Linked DNA regions of Homo sapiens: region 1 is linked to region 2. Evidence: read pairs that join two places in POLR2A ChIA-PET (ENCODE). Cell type or tissue: Panc1. All regions are shown on one strand. Links, peaks and the distances in the headings refer to the core of each region. The heading gives the core; the rest is flanking DNA. Region 1 overlaps OSMR-DT (OSMR divergent transcript). Region 2 overlaps LIFR (LIF receptor subunit alpha).

Evidence for each region. ChIA-PET counts read pairs that join two places held together with the same protein. Peaks named below come from ENCODE experiments on the same cell type or tissue, not always from the same donor. Only the 100,000 strongest peaks of a DNase experiment are listed, where the experiment ranks them.
Region 1: POLR2A ChIA-PET joins it to region 2 with 10 read pairs; 2 of 35 experiments call an interaction of 5 or more read pairs at or near these places.

Annotation. Positions count from the first base shown.
Region 1 is chr5:38,747,718-38,759,176 of GRCh38, forward strand. The region is part of intron 2 of OSMR-DT (OSMR divergent transcript); the gene reads right to left. Among named protein-coding and RNA genes, the nearest start is that of LINC01265, 33 kb to the left of the region's middle. In Panc1, for the core only: CTCF peaks have their summits at 3,546 (motif pointing left) and 3,746; no DNase peak of the experiment used is centred there; H3K27ac peaks cover 3,019 bases.
Region 2 is chr5:38,543,315-38,547,314 of GRCh38, forward strand. All of the region lies in intron 1 of LIFR (LIF receptor subunit alpha), which reads right to left. Among named protein-coding and RNA genes, the nearest start is that of LIFR, 11 kb to the right of the region's middle. In Panc1, for the core only: no CTCF peak of the experiment used is centred there; no DNase peak of the experiment used is centred there.

The sequences.
Region 1 (11,459 bases), core at 3,361-7,360, 210 kb after region 2:
AAAATCTTGGGTACACTTTATTTTTGCAGCATATCACAAGTGCTAAGTAGCCATGGGTGTTTAATACCTTATTGGACAGCACAGGTCCAGACCATCTCAACACAATTATTAGACTGATGTATTTAATATATATTAATATAGAATATATAAAGTTTGCTGATGCTTTCTCATTATTTGGAGTTTAATTTGTAACAAGCTAGTTTTCAATTTAATGTAAAGAATAAGGCTTTGGTTGGTAAGGCAGTAGAGTTTTTTTGAGTATTAGTATTGCCAGATACTGGGTTTTGCTCTAGGAGCACAGGATGAGCAAACGCAACCCTTTTAAGAGCCCTGGAGTGCTTTGAGTAGAAATATTAAGAAAAGGATAACTATGCATCTGTCTGAAGTTCTGAGGGTACAGTTCTAATTACAAGCTTGTGGGGCTGCAGGGAGAGATACTGAATAACGGAGATCTAGATTTAAAAATCAACAAGTGGCCAGGTGCGGTGGCTCACGCCTGTAATCCTAGCACGTTAGGAGGCCAAGGCAGGTGGATCATTTGAGTTCAGGAGTTCAAGACCAGCCTGAACAACATGATGAAAACCTGCCTCTACTAAAAATACAAAAATTAGCCGGGCTTGCTGGCAGGCACCTGTAATCCCAGCTACTCGGGAGGCTGAGGCAGGAGAATTGCTGGAACTCAGGAGGTGGAGGTTGTAGTGACCCAAGATTACACCACTGCACTCCAGCCTAGGCAACAGAGCGAAACTCTGTCTCAAAAAATAAATAAATAAAAATAAAAAATAAAAATCAACAAGTATTTGAGCTCTAGTTGTGAATTCCACAATTCTTATGTGTTGTAGGTGATATGAAAAATGTATAAAATAGAATTTTAAGAACTTAGCAGACTTACCTAAAAAAGGACTGTCTTAGGTTTGGTTCCCTCAAGGTTCCCCACTAAGTTGGGTTTAAGTTGCTTATTTGAGAGGCAATCTCAGGAGACATGACAAGGGAGTGGGGACCTGAGGCCTTGAGGAGATGTAAGCGGATACAGGACACATGATGAACGGGTTACTGCCATGGGCAACTGGAACTGCATCGCACTGGGGATTCCCTGAGAGATTGGGTGGAACATGGCTCAGAATCCACTCAATGAAAGGTAGGGGATCTGGGGCATTTATCTTCCACCTCCTATCCCTCATTCATTAAAAGTCTCATCTGGGATGTTAACACCCAGCACTCTGGCTGCCCATACTTGAACTGAGCTTACTCCTGCTGCCAGAGAACACCCTTAGGAAGAGAAGGAAGAGGCAGAAAGCTATAGATGTGCATTGGAATTATCACAGGCTATTCTGGTGTAGGCCAAGAAGATATGATTTAGGTTCCTGCAGTGTCTACAATGATAGTTAACAGTCCTAAGTCCTTACCGAGTTACCAGACACTGTCTTTACCACCGTCCATGTACTCATTCATTTAGTCCTCCCGACTATAAGGTAAGTACCTATTACTATTACTAAAAAAGAGGAAATATGGTGAGGAGAGGTTGTGTAATTTTTTCAAGGTCATACAATTAAAAAGGGGCAGAACCAGACTGAGTTTGGTGTCTTAGTCACTGTTTCATTAGTTATCAAATAGTATGAATTGCATAAAAACTGAATCTGCCTTTCTGAGAAAGCCTTCCTGGTTATATTTTACAAATTCTAAATATGTATTTCAACAGAAAACTAACTTTAAAAGTCTCAGTTTTACATTCTGGACTATCTAGACTGTTCTTACCATCAAATTCTCTGTCTGGTAAGTGGGAAAGAAAAGTTCTTTAAACCCAGAAATATTAATAGATAAGGCAGGGTTATCACAGACAGAGGCTTGCAAAAAAGAGAGACGGTGAGTATTATAGAAATTAAGAGTATGTTTATAGGTCAAGTCCCAAGACTGCACACCTCCAAAAATTTCACAAAATCATGGCATACAAAGACCTCTCTCCCTGCAATCTTTGCTCAGGTAAATGAAATATTGTGGGGCTGGCCTTGTAGCTCCTGAAACTAATTTTTCTTTTTCTCTCATCCGTGGACTTCTGTTTGACTTCTCCATCAGATCTCTCTTCCCCACACCTGAAGAGTATCTCAGGCAGACCTTTCCCCTTCTAGTTACTGTCACATCCCAAGCAGGTCTTATTTTCAGGTATCACAAAGTCTAGTTCCTCTAAACCCAAACTTCAGTTTCTCATGTGCTTCAAAGCTCCTCTCCTCTGCCATTTCGGGCCTGACCCAGACTCAGATACTTGCATTAGGGAAGAGCAGAGGGTATTGATTGGTTCTTTATTCACCTGTGACACCCTCCCCCAACTTCCTCTGCTGCATCGAACTCCTCCAGAACCAGGGCAAGGGGATGGAGAGAGGAGAAGAGGCAGAAAGTCTTATCTGAGGAGCACTGCTGCAGTACAGTCTTGGTGCCACCTACATGGCAAACCCTGGCTTTTTCTTTCATCTTCCCAGTTTTGTTGGCTTGTTGGAGATCTCCTTGCAGGGACATCTCTCCGAAACCCCCTTAGCTCCTACATGACAGTTTACCCACCAGTCTCTTTCTGCTGGGCTGGCCAGTCCCTGAAGGTGGGACTGGACTGGTGGGGCCTGGCTCCTTTCAAGGCAGCCAGAGTCCGGCTGTCATTTGAGGTGTCCTTCCTGCCCCCATGAATGACACTCATTCCTCCCACCTCAGGTGAAAATGCTATTTGTTTTGCCTTTAGCTCTCTCTCTTACCCACCATCGAGGCTTGTTCCATCAGCTTCCCCCTTTGGATTTTTGCAGGCTTTATGCCCTCCCAATCCTGGGGAACATCTGCTGAACTTTCCTAAGAATTAGCTCTGATCCCATAGCAGCCTTGCGCTTCTGCAGTCTGCAAGCAACTTGCTTTGGAGTAGGTGGGCAAGATTGAGAGGTATTCTCCCCTGCTGACCAGCGCCTTCACTTCCCCTCCCCTCCCATTATACACTTGCATTGACTAAGAGGAGGGGAGGAAATATTCTGTGTTCAGAGAAATTCTCCCTCACTAACCTTCCAGCATCATTATTACCTTTTCCTTTTCGTTTCCTTTTCTTTTCTTTCTTTTTTTTTGTTTATTTGTTTGTTTCTTTGTTTTTTTGAGACAGAGTCTTACTCTTGTTTCTCAGGCTGGAGAGCAATGGCATGATCCCGGCTCACTGCAACCTCCACCTCCCGGGTTCAAGCAATTCTCCTGCCTCAGCCTCCTGAGTAGCTGGGGTTACAGGCCCTCGCCACTACACCCGGCTAATTTTTTTTTGGCATTTTTTGTAGAGACGGGGTTTCTCCATGTTGGCCAGGCTGGTCTTGAACTCCTGACCTCAGGTGATCCACCCACCTTGGCCTCCCAAAGTGCTGGGATTACAGGTGTGAGCCACCACGCCTGGCCCATTATTGCCTTCTTTCTATGTAGGTGAAGGTGTGTGGTGCTCTATGAGTTACAAAAGTGGTTCCAGCCTCTTAGCAAGTCCTGCGCATGTTCTAATATCTATTGCCCTCAGCTTTGGAGGTTGAATCAAGACCAGGACCCATCCTATGTAATATCCTGTGGCAGAGAAAGAGAGACAGCGACCTCTCCAGGCTGGCTTGAACACAGTCCTGCTTACACACACTGAGAATCATCAGATTACCCCAAGCTCTCTTCTAACATTCAGGGTTTGTTTTTGTTTTTGTTTGTTTGTTGATTTTTTTTTTTTGAGACAGATTCTCACTCTGTCACCGAGGCTGGAGTGTGGTGGTGCCACCTTGGCTCACTGCAACCTCTGCCTCCTGGGTTCAAGCAATTCTCATGCCTCAGCCACCCGAGTAGCTGGGATTACAGGTGCGCACAACCATGCCTGGCTAATTTTTGTATTTTTAATAGAGACAGGGTTTCGTCATGTTGCCCAGGCAGGTCTCGAACTCCTGACCTCAACTGACCCGCCCATCTTAGCCTCCCAAAGAGCTAGGATCACAAGCGTGAGACACCACGCCCAGCCCCAACGTTTAATTTTTAATATTCACAAACTTAACCTCTGTTTGTTTTCTCTAACCCTAAGATCATTCCTAAATTGCTTAAGAAGTGGGGAAACTACTTTTTATTTCTTTTAGACATATGGAAAAACATAAGCCAGGTATAATACTGAAAAGTGATTCAAGCACCCTCAGCTCCACCAAAATACGAGTCATTTAACAATAGAAAAACTTAACAAAAGTGTGATCAGAATAGAAGCATTTGAAAGAAGCCTTCCCCTCCTCCACTAGTGTTCAGCCACAGAAAACTTGAAATGAGTTAAGTTCCCACACTAAATGATTTCCATTTCTACCTCTGAGGAGGGAAGAGGGGGCAGCATCACCCTAATAATATATTTTTAAATGCCCAGCGGAACTTCAAATTCAAAGAAATATAAATCTCTCGCTGTCTGTGATGCATATAGCTATATATCAGAGAGATCTATAAGCTGTTCTCTCTGTGTCATTTTTTTTCTTCTTACAGAGAATCTGTGTGAATCATCATAGCCATAAAATTATATGACTGAACATTGATAATTACATGACTTTTAACTGGAAGTGAACAATAGCTTTAGTTCCCTGATGGAACCATCTTAGCCATAGATTTTCTGTCAACATGCAGCCAAGAGGGTCTGATTTTCTGCCTTTGTGGAAGATTCGGGCATGGTTACCAGCAAGGCTCAGAGGCACAGGGGTGCAGCGTTCCCAGAATCCCTGTTCAAACCAGACCACAACCGGGACAAGGGGAGAAACCCTGCTAGAGTGGGCAGCGCCTGGCTTCCTGTGCTCCCAAGGACCCTTGGCCTTCCCAGTGCCACCTCCTCTGATGGCGGCAAGATACCCAGGAATATAAGGACAAACCCTTTTCCCTTCTGCTCTCACATGACATCAGTTGGCACAAGAAATGCCAAAGTACAGGAGATTGGTTTAATAGCTGCGATTTAGTCTGTTTCCTTAAAATAAAAATAATGTGCTTTCAAACTGCAACATGTTGCTTTAATAATATTTAACAGAATATTTACGGGACAGCAGTTCTAGTTGTGGAATGCAGCTTCATATCTTCCTTCCAAATGCTTTCCCATGCATTAGCTCATCAGGGCTGACACTGATGAGGGGGTAGATTGCACTGATATCATTACCCCTGTTTAAAGCCATGGAAATGGATAGTTCTGAATGGATCTGCCTCAGCTCACAGAGCCAGTTACTTTCAGGGTCAGGACGAAGCCAAGTTTCCTCACCCTCCGAGTCCTATTGACTTAATCAAGGAGAGAAATGCTATGCATCAGTTTTTAAAGAATAGTTTATATTTTTCTGATCACAGAAGTAATTTGCGTTTATCACAGAAAATTGGAAAAACACAGAAAGCATGAAGAAGAAAAGACAGATCACCCATATTCCCAGACAGACCTGCTGACTGCCTGCTGCAAACATTTGGATGCATAGTCTCACATGTACTTGTTTCCTTAAAAATGGTTTCATACTATGCATGCTGCTTTTTAATAGTTTCTTGCATTTTCTTCCCAATTATAAAAGTAACCCATGCTTACTATGGAAAAAGCAGAACACACAATCATAAAGAGCATCAAAACCATTCCGCAATCCCACCCACCAAGAAGTAACCATTATAAAGCAATTTCATTGAATCTGACATTTACAAAGCCAGTAAAGTTGCCACATGCCTCTAAGGCAAGGATAAGAAACGAACACTCTGCCATTATCTTCAGTTAGAATCTAGGCTGATTTATCCAGAATGTCTCTGGGTTTTCAGTTTCCCTTTTTTCTTTTTTTTTTTTTTTTGAGTCTGGCTCTTTCGCCCAGGCTGGAGTGTGCAGTGGCGTGTTCTCGGCTCACTGCAAGGTCTGCCTCCCGGGTTCATGCCATTCTCCTGCCTCAGCCTCTCAAGTAGCTGGGACCACAGATGCCTGCCACCACGCTCAGCTAATTTTTGTATTTTTAGTAGAGATGGGGTTTCACCGTGTTAGCCAGCATGGTCTCGAACTCCTGACCTAATGATCCGCCCACCTCGGCCTCCCAAAGTGCTGGGATTACAGGCGTGAGCCACCGCGCCCAGCCCTGTTTTCTCAAATATAAGCAAGAGTTTCCAATTAACTTCACAAAAATATTTTCAGAATCAATAATATGACATTGGCTGGGAATTGTAAATGTTCTGAAAGAAATCTACAGTCTCCAGGAACCACACTCATTCAGTCTGGGTTCCTCCTTGCCAGGCTAGACCACAAGGAATTGGGGCCACATGAAAATAGTAGAAGGTGGTTTGGCTGCAGATGCACAATCCAGCTTTATCTGGGCCAGAGAATAAAAGGAGCTGACAAAGCAGAGGGGAGTGTGGAGGCTCGTCGTTCCTCTCTGGAGTCAAAACTCCCCAAGCCACACCAAGTGCAGGTGCTAAAGGCTCTGGAAGGGTAGACAGACAGGTCTCTTTACTGTGGCATTTGTACGGATACAGAAAAAAAATGCCTTGAAAATAGGGATGGACCTGAGGAATGGTCCACCATCTGACTTAATAACTAGCTTAATGATGTGGCTGGACCTGCACGAATTGAGCTGGCACCATGGCTTGATCACCTACACAAGCAGCACTGAATTTGGAAGATGAGAGTGTTCTGGTGAGAGTGTATAGAAGGTGAAATTACAAGGATGACTAATAAGACAGGTGGATTTTATGGCTGCAAAGAGGCCCTTAGAAGTGAGCACTCAGGCAATGTGCTACTTCACTACTTAGCTACATAAGACTGAACAACCCAATCCAGCAGATGAAAACATTAAGCGCACCTCTGACGTGTCCCTAGCTGCTGTTATCTCACCTTATCCTCACACCTTGTGCTTGCCAGAGCCTCTTCCTCCTCCTCCTCCTGCATGCTCCATGGAACCACTACTTTCCCAGACGCCCCCAAGCCAAATTCCTCAGCATCATTCTTGACTCCTCCCTCTTTCTCTCATTTCCCACTTCTAATTAATTGCCAAGTCCTGCCAATTCTACTTCCTAAATATTTCTCAAGTCCTCTACTCCTTACATCTCCACTTTTACCAGCAGAGTGGGAGCCACCGTTATCTCTCGCCTCCTCCGCTGCTATAGACTTCTCATTGGTTTTTCTGTTTCCATTCTTGTTGTCCTTGAGACAAGGTGATCTTTTGGAAACACAAACCTGACAGAGCTACTTCTCCACGGAAAACCTTCTAATAACTTCCCATGTGTTTTTCTTAAAAATTAGAGAGTAATATCCATTTCCCATGTTTTTTCTTTAAAGAGGAATATCCATGCAGTGAAAATAACTCTTTTGAATGCATAATTACGTAAATTTTGACAAACACACAGTCAGGTAATCACAGCATTAAAAATATAGAACAGTTCTTTTTGGTGATTAAGAATAGAGCTTTTATAAGCATTCTCATAGAATGTTTTGTGGAATGTTAAGTTTACATTTTACTTAAGTAAATACCTAGGAGTGGCATTTCTAGGTGTACAGTAAAGACAGATTTAACTTGATAAGAAAATGCAGAAATGTTTTCCAACATAGCTGTACCATTTTGCATCCCTCTGCTGGTGGGATAAAGTTCAAACTCCTTCTCAGGTCTTCCAGGGCTCTCTACTCCAGCCCTCTGGCTCCCCACTCACAGCCCTCTCCCTTACTCCACCCTTTCCACGCTTTGTCACCGACCACACTCAACTTCTTTTGCTGCTGTGAACAAGCTCTTACTCATCTCCAGGACTCCCCACATGCTGTGTTTTCTGCCCAAAATATTTTGTATTCCCTTCTTTGCCTAAATAACTTCTTTATCTGGCCAATTTGTTGGCTTAAACATCTCCTTTGCTAGGAAGCTTTCCCTTAACCTAAATTAGGTTCCCCTGTGTGTTTCCTTCCTTCATTCATTCAGCAAATGTCTGATGAATAAACCCAGGATCTAGGCTCTGATCTGGCACTGGAGTTGGGGCAGTGAACAAAGTAGACAAAAGTACAGGCTCTCATGGGGCTTACAGTCCAGTGGAGCAGATGGACAATGAACAATAACAACAACAAAACAAACATGCACTAGAATGTCAGGTGGTGGCGAGTGCTATAAAATATAAAGCAGAGTCACAGGGAAGACTAGTGAAGGACTTGGGGCTGCTGTTTTAGACTAGGACTGTTGAGAGGACATCGTAAAGGAGCAGCCCTGAAAATATCTGGTGAAAGGTTATTTCAGCAGAGTAAACAGCAAAGACAAAAAAGAGATTGGCATGAAGAGGATGGTGTGCTCAGGAGGTAGCTCGGAGTCCAGTGTGGCGAGAACACCATAAGCCATGAGACAAGGGAAGAAGACAAGACGAGCAAGGGTCCAGGGTCTGATCGCAAGTCGCTTCAGTGGCACTCTACACCCCCAACACCGCTCTTTCACCCTGCATGCTTACTGCTTTCTACATTGTCTGTCTTCCCCTCTCCATGGTGTACTCTTTGAGACCCAGGGCTGTGTTTATTCTGCTCATTACTGATTTCAAGCATGTGACATGTTAGATTCTTAGTAAATATTTGAATGACTAAGTGACTGAATGGAGTAACTCAACAACACTGAGTTTATTGATTCAATGACAAATCTCTGAGAAGATGGCATGAGCCCATATCACCAATAGAGAAGAAGAGGCTCAGATTGCATAAATTACTTTCCCAAAGGGAGAGGTGAGTTGTGTGGCTGAAATTCAGCTTCTTTGTGATCAAAGCTCTCTCTCACAATACCAATATCGGCATTGCCTGTCCTAAACCAAGAGGTAAGGTACAGACTCTAGCATCCAAACATCTCTCAGCCCATTCTCATTCTCTATCCCTCTGCTGACTGAATTTGAAATACTATCTGTCATGGACTGAATGTTGTATCCCCATCAAATTCACACGCTGAAACTCTACCCCCAAATGTGATGGCATTAAGGAAGTTGGGACTACGGGACATAATTCGACTTAGATGAGGTCATGAGAGTAGGGCCCATATGAATTGGATCAGTGTCTTTATAAGAGTCCTAAGGGAGCTTGCCACGGGAGCACACAAGGAGAAGTCAGCAGCCTGCACCCCAGAAGAGGGCCCTCACCAGACCCCACCCCCCGGCTCCCTGATCTCAGACTTCCAGCCTCCAGAATGAATGGAAATAAATTTCTGTTATTTTACAAGCCACCCTGTCTATGGTACTTCATTGTGGCAGCCAGAATGGCCTAAGACACCATATCTGAGCCATCCATTAGGGAAGTAGTTGATGGGGGGCAGCAACCCAGGAGCCCACAGATGTTTTTATACTTGACACACAGAATGATTTTTAAAAACTGGGAAACATCATCTTAAGAAAATCAACATTTGTGGCCTATCTGAAATATCTGAATATGTGGCAATGCAGAGTTCACTGTGTCTCATGGAAAAACCCAATGAGTTGAATATTTACTGTCCCTTGATGGAGGGTAGATCTCTCTAATGGCCTTCGATGCTTTTTCCTGGTCCACTTCACTTGTTTAGGTCACTTGCTTGTAGGGTGATAAAGTGTGCTTTAATCCCCTACAGCAAATGGACTCAGTGTCTCTGATTTGGGGCTTTGGAGACCGGGGCCAATCTACTTGTGTATTTCCCTTTCCTGCACACTTAAGTACTTGAATTAAGAACAGAATGACTGTCTAGAGAAGCCTTGAAATCAGCAAATCAGGAAACAAAGGTGATGCCCCAAAGAGTTGTATGCAGCAGAGGAGATCGTAAGAGGAAAACAGGCAAGGCAGTGGTGAAGGCTGTGTTCCCTCCACCCAGCTCAGCATGTGGGCCTTAGGTTCTTACCTGGGCAAAAGGCCCACATGGCTTCAGTGCCAGCTGGCTGAGCCCCTGCTTCTCCCTTGATGACTTAACTCAGCACTCCAGCCATCCAACACCATTTAGGCTACTGTTCTATTCCAGTTGTTTATTACAGATATCTATGCATACCAGGCAGTACTGATTCAAGAGTAGTCTGGCTTGGGGGAACTCTGGAAGAGAACTGGAAGGAATTCTCCATGCCAGGTTATGTAATCCAGGGTCTACCACAAATCCTGGCACACAGTTGCTAAATACTTTCTGAAAATGAATGAACTTTGGGGAAGTTACTTGTCCTGCTTCATCTGTAAAGCAAGAGGTTTTCACTTAGTTAATTTTCAAGACCTCATAGAGCTCCAAAATTCTGTGGTTCTATGGGTTTCTAGGTAGTTACATGCAAAGTAGAGGTCAGCAATAAATATCAGGGACCCATTTGTTTCCTGGAGAGTGATCCAAACAACATAGTAAAACAGATGTTAATGGTGGTCAACAAAGAATCAGAAAGCTTTGAATTTTTCACTGCTGAATTGAGATAATGCCATTAGTCATAGCACTGATATGAGTGGATAGATCAAGAGTTTATATTTTGCCTATGAGTAGAGTTTGTTTGCCAAAAATGAATTCATCAAAAATTTGCCTCCACAACTCCAGAAACACGGCTGTAATGAGTGTAAGATACAGGTGGGGCCAGCCTGCGTGGAAGGGCCAGGCAACTGGGGCTGCCTGGCTGGTATAATTTAAAGAGCACCCAGAGGCCCCTGGCTCAATAATTTTCACCTGTTAACCTGTCCTGGTGCCTAAAACACCCACTTAGTCATACCTCTGAGCTAAGGCCCTGAAGCATGGTCTCCAGATGCTCCAATATGCTAAGAGGGATTTTAAATCAAAGAAGCTGCAATCACTACCATGCTCAGAGATTACTATTCTCAAAATATAATAATGATACTTGTAACCTGTTGTTGAGTAGAAACCCTATACCCAGCATGTCACATGTGGCGGAGTGCTTTTTGTTTCCTTTCACCTACACAAACACCTGTGTGGCAGGTACTATATTTATTCATGTATATAGAGGTTAAACAACCCTAAGTGGATTCAAACCCAGATCTCCTGGTTTTAGACCCTCTTATTTTTTTTTTTTTAAGGAGTAACTTACCTGCTGTGAAGTGCTTGGTCTTAAATATACAGCCAGATGAATGTTTACCTACACATACCACCTCATACAGCCACCACTCCAACCAAGATATGGAAAATTTCCATCATCCCAGGTGACTCCCTCCTGTCTCCTCCCAGTCAGTCCCCCAACACTCCTCTCCTACAAAAAGAACAGAGCCCTAATGCTTGACTTTTTGGCCATGCAAAGGGAAGAGGTAGCTCAGGCAAGTTCAGAATGAAAGAAAACAGTCCAAGGCAAAGAATATTGGGAATGTGCAGGGAGGGGAGGCACCACGAGGGAGATGCGTCTTGGAAGAGACAAGGGCTTGTTCTCAGATGCCACCCAGGTAGCTGGGACAACCCGCAGCATCTCCCGCAGCATCAGCATGAGGATCCAAGCGTGCAGAGATCCATGCAGAAATACAGGTCCTGCATTTCAAGCAGTGCTCGTCTCTCCCACTGCCGGGAATCCCAGTCTCT
Region 2 (4,000 bases), core at 1-4,000:
TTTTCACATGGCATGCATGAGGAAATAGATTAAGTGACTTATCCAAAGTATTGTGGCTCGTAAGGAGCAAAGCCAGAATTTGAACCTAGACTTGCAATTATGACTCTAGAGTCTGAATTGTGAGCCATTATGTTGTCTTTCCAATTGAAAGCCTTTCACTCAATAACAGTAAGAATGATGAAGATAAACCAAGGCTACAAATATTTATCAAGAGCTCACTATGTGGTAGGCTCCATTCAAGCACTTCACATGCAACTTATGATCTACTTCTAGGAAATTCTCCTCAGGAGATATCAGACAAGATTTCAAAGGTGTGTTCACTAAATGCACTTATAATTTAAATGAAATAACCTGAATGTTCATCAATTTGGGATTGAGTAAAGAAGATGACATCTCTGCATGCATTCCAGCCCACTTCTCTCTTTCTGTACTCTTAATAATTTCTCAATCATGTTAATTAAAATCTATATGTGGTAATTTAAAAATTTATCTTACCCTTCCTTCCTCCCAGATTTATATGCCACTTTCTACCTGACTTTTCTCCAGATATACGTACAACTTGTCACCTGGAAGTCTCATAGGTGTCTTGAACTATGTCCAAAACTGATTGATTCATAACCCTCCTAAATTTGTTCTTCCCCTAACCTACACCCTCTCAAAATATAGCTAATTTATTCAAGCAAAAAAACCTAGCAGTCACCCTTGAGTCATTCCTTTCCTTCCCTATCGGCCTCTACCCACTCCCCATGTACTACCAGCTGCTACACCTTCAAATGCATGCCGAAGGAAAAAACACCCATCATCCTCATTGCCACCCCCAAATTAAGCGCACCAACCTCTTTTGCCTGAACTGCTATAAGAGCCTCTGAAGTGGTCCTCTTGTTTCCAGTCTTGCTCCCCACCAATCCACTCCGCACAAAGCAGAACCTTTCAAAAACAGCCATCAGATCATGTCACTCCCCAGTTTAAAACCGTCTAGTGGATTCTCCTTATAAGCACACCCCACTCTCTGTCCTGCATCCCCTTCCACACTCTTCACATACACGTCTCTCCTTTGGTCACCGGCTTCCAGTCTCCTCCAGGGCCTTCTTCCATTCCTCACATGCACCAAGCTTGATCCACCAAGGGCCCTGGCACTTGTCATTCCTATCATGGGGAATCACCTTCCCCTGACTCTTCTCATCATTCAAATTAACACTCACTTCCTCAGGAAGGCCTCTACTCATCACCTAGAAAGGGGGACAATTCCCTGCTTGCCTCCCTCCCCCAAATCCCGCACCACAACCACACACTGCTCACTCTTCCTTGTGGTATCCTATTTTATATCCTTCAGCGTACACATCAATACCTAGAGGTATCTATGCATACATAATTCCTGACTTATTGTCCCTCCCTCCCCACCTAGATGCTGAGCTCTATGAGTATCCAGTACTGAATATCCAGCATGACCTGAGAGTTCAGCATAGGTGGGGAGGAAGAGACAGAGAGCAGGCTCCTGTTCAGCACTCCTCTTCAGCGCTATAGCCCCCAAGAGCTAGAAAAACTGCCTGGCACACAAAAAGTGTGCAGTAAATATTTGTTAAGTAAACTGAATAATGGATGAATAAACTGAATCTAGTGTGCAGTTATGCACCATGGAAGATTATTAATATAAGTTAAAAAACTTAAATCATGGCCAGGCACAGTGGCTCATGCCTATAATCCCAGCACTTTGGGAGGCTGAAGCCTGTGGATCACCTGAGGTCAGGAGTTCAAGGCCAGCCTGGCCAATATGGTGAAATCCCATCTCTACTAAAAACACACAAATTAGCCGGGCGTGGTGGCGGACGCCTGTAGTCTCAGCCACTCAGGAGGCTGAGACAGGAGACTCACTTGAACCCGGGAGGCGGAGCTTGCAGTGAGCCAAGATCACGCCATTGCACTCCAGCCTGGGTGACAGACCAAGACTCCGTCTCAAAAAAAAAAAAAATTAAATCATGTTACAAGACAGAATGTACATACGGTTTAACATATTTGGAGATGTAGACATAAATATATGTGTGTGTGTGTGTATGTGTGTGTGTGTATACACATATATATATGCACAGAAATTAATCTAGAAGGATATGTAACAATGTTGCCTGGGGTTATCTCTGAATGGTGAAACTAAAATTTTTTTTTGTATTTTTACTTATATTCCCTGAGCTTCCTTAATTTTTATAAAATGAGCATTTTTACTTTTATAATTTTTAAAAAGCTACTTATGTTTAAAAAAATAACAATCCAGGGCAGGGCACGGTGGCTCACGCCTGTAATCCCAGCACTTTGGGAGGCCGAGGTGGGCGGATCACGAGGTCAGGAAATCAAGACCATCCTGGCTAACACAGTGAAACCCTGTGTCTACTAAAAATTCAAAAAATTCGCGGGGCATGGTGGCGGGCGCCTGTAGTCCCAGCTATGTGGGAGGCTGAGGCAGGAGAATGGCGTGAACCCGGGAGGTGGACCTTGCAGTGAGCCGAGATCACGCCACTGCACTCTAGCCTGGGTGACAGAGCGAGACTCCATCTCAAAAAAAAAGAAAAAAAAAAAAAAAAGAAAAAATCCAATGTAAAATCAAATAATGGATAAATCACAAAATAAAACCAGCTAATAAAATGAACAAATATTTTATTTCCTAGTATTCAAATAAATGTGGAGAAAATTCAACTGTATCAAAAGTCTTAAAGATATTTAGTTGTTTTGACTCAATAAACCAATTTTAAGGGAAGAATGTGAAATTTATTGGAGAAGGGGAAAAATCCAGCTTTATGCTTAAATATATTTACTGTAACTTTAATTACGAACTGGAAAAATTTAAAACAATGTAAATGCTCAAGTTATGGTTCATCCAGAGAATAAAATGTTACACAGTCATCAATACATACTAAAGAATTTTTAGCAACATGAAGAAACATATATACGCCATTACATGAAAAGATAAGGAACAAAACTGAATATCCAGTATGACCTGAACTATATGAAAAAAGTGAAGGAAAAGATGGGCAAAGAAATGTTACCTACCATAGTTTAAAACTGGCAGGCTTTGCCTTTAGATGTGTTTTGTTTGAACCATATACATAAAAAAAACAAAATTTAAAAACCCTTGAATTATTTGTCAATATTGCAAAATGGAGTGTTTAAAAATCAAAATTAAGAAGCTCTGGAAATACTCATTCCACATCTCACAGGATAACAATCAACTCCAGGTAAGAGCAGTTACTCCTTCCTAAGAACATGTGTTCTGGAGTTTTTCATAGTTCTCACCTTTCCTTACTGGTCTTCAAAACTGAGACAAGTTCCAGTTGCCATTTACCATCTAGATTGTCAATGTTGTCTATCTTGCAGTAGAGTTAAAGAGAAAGTGATATATTTCTGATTGTCTCTATATCAAAAGCATAAAGACAAAAGGCAGGACAGGCCCACTTCTGCCATTTATGTAACGTCCACTGTCCCTGTAAGCATTTGAGTTTTTGATCCCAGCAATGCAGCCTGTGGAATGTACTGAGTTCAGCACTCACAGCTTTGACTATTTGTGAGCTGAAAAAGTTTCAAAACAGTCATCTGTAATTTTATTGAAGCTGGCCTTCAGGAAAGGGTGAGTTGGCAAAGTCCTAAGTCTAGCCAGCGACCCAATGTCTACATGTCAACACAGCTTGGTTGCTCTCCAGTCACCATTACATACTCAGTGCAGCTCATACAGTGTTTCTTTGTGAAAAGTAAATCCCCAACACCCCCAAAAGAAAGCTAACTGCCAGTTCCAGTGGGGGCAAGGGGAGTAAAGTCCATGTAAGGCAATGGTATGGGGTAGAACAATGTGAGATAGAAGTAATATGTATCTATATGTACAATTTGTCACCTGCAAGTCTTGTCACCTCCAGTGTGACGAGATAGATAGAATACATATCTATATGCACAACTTGTCACCTGCAAGTCTCACACGTATCTTAAACTGTGTCCAAAAATGATTCTTGATTCATAACTC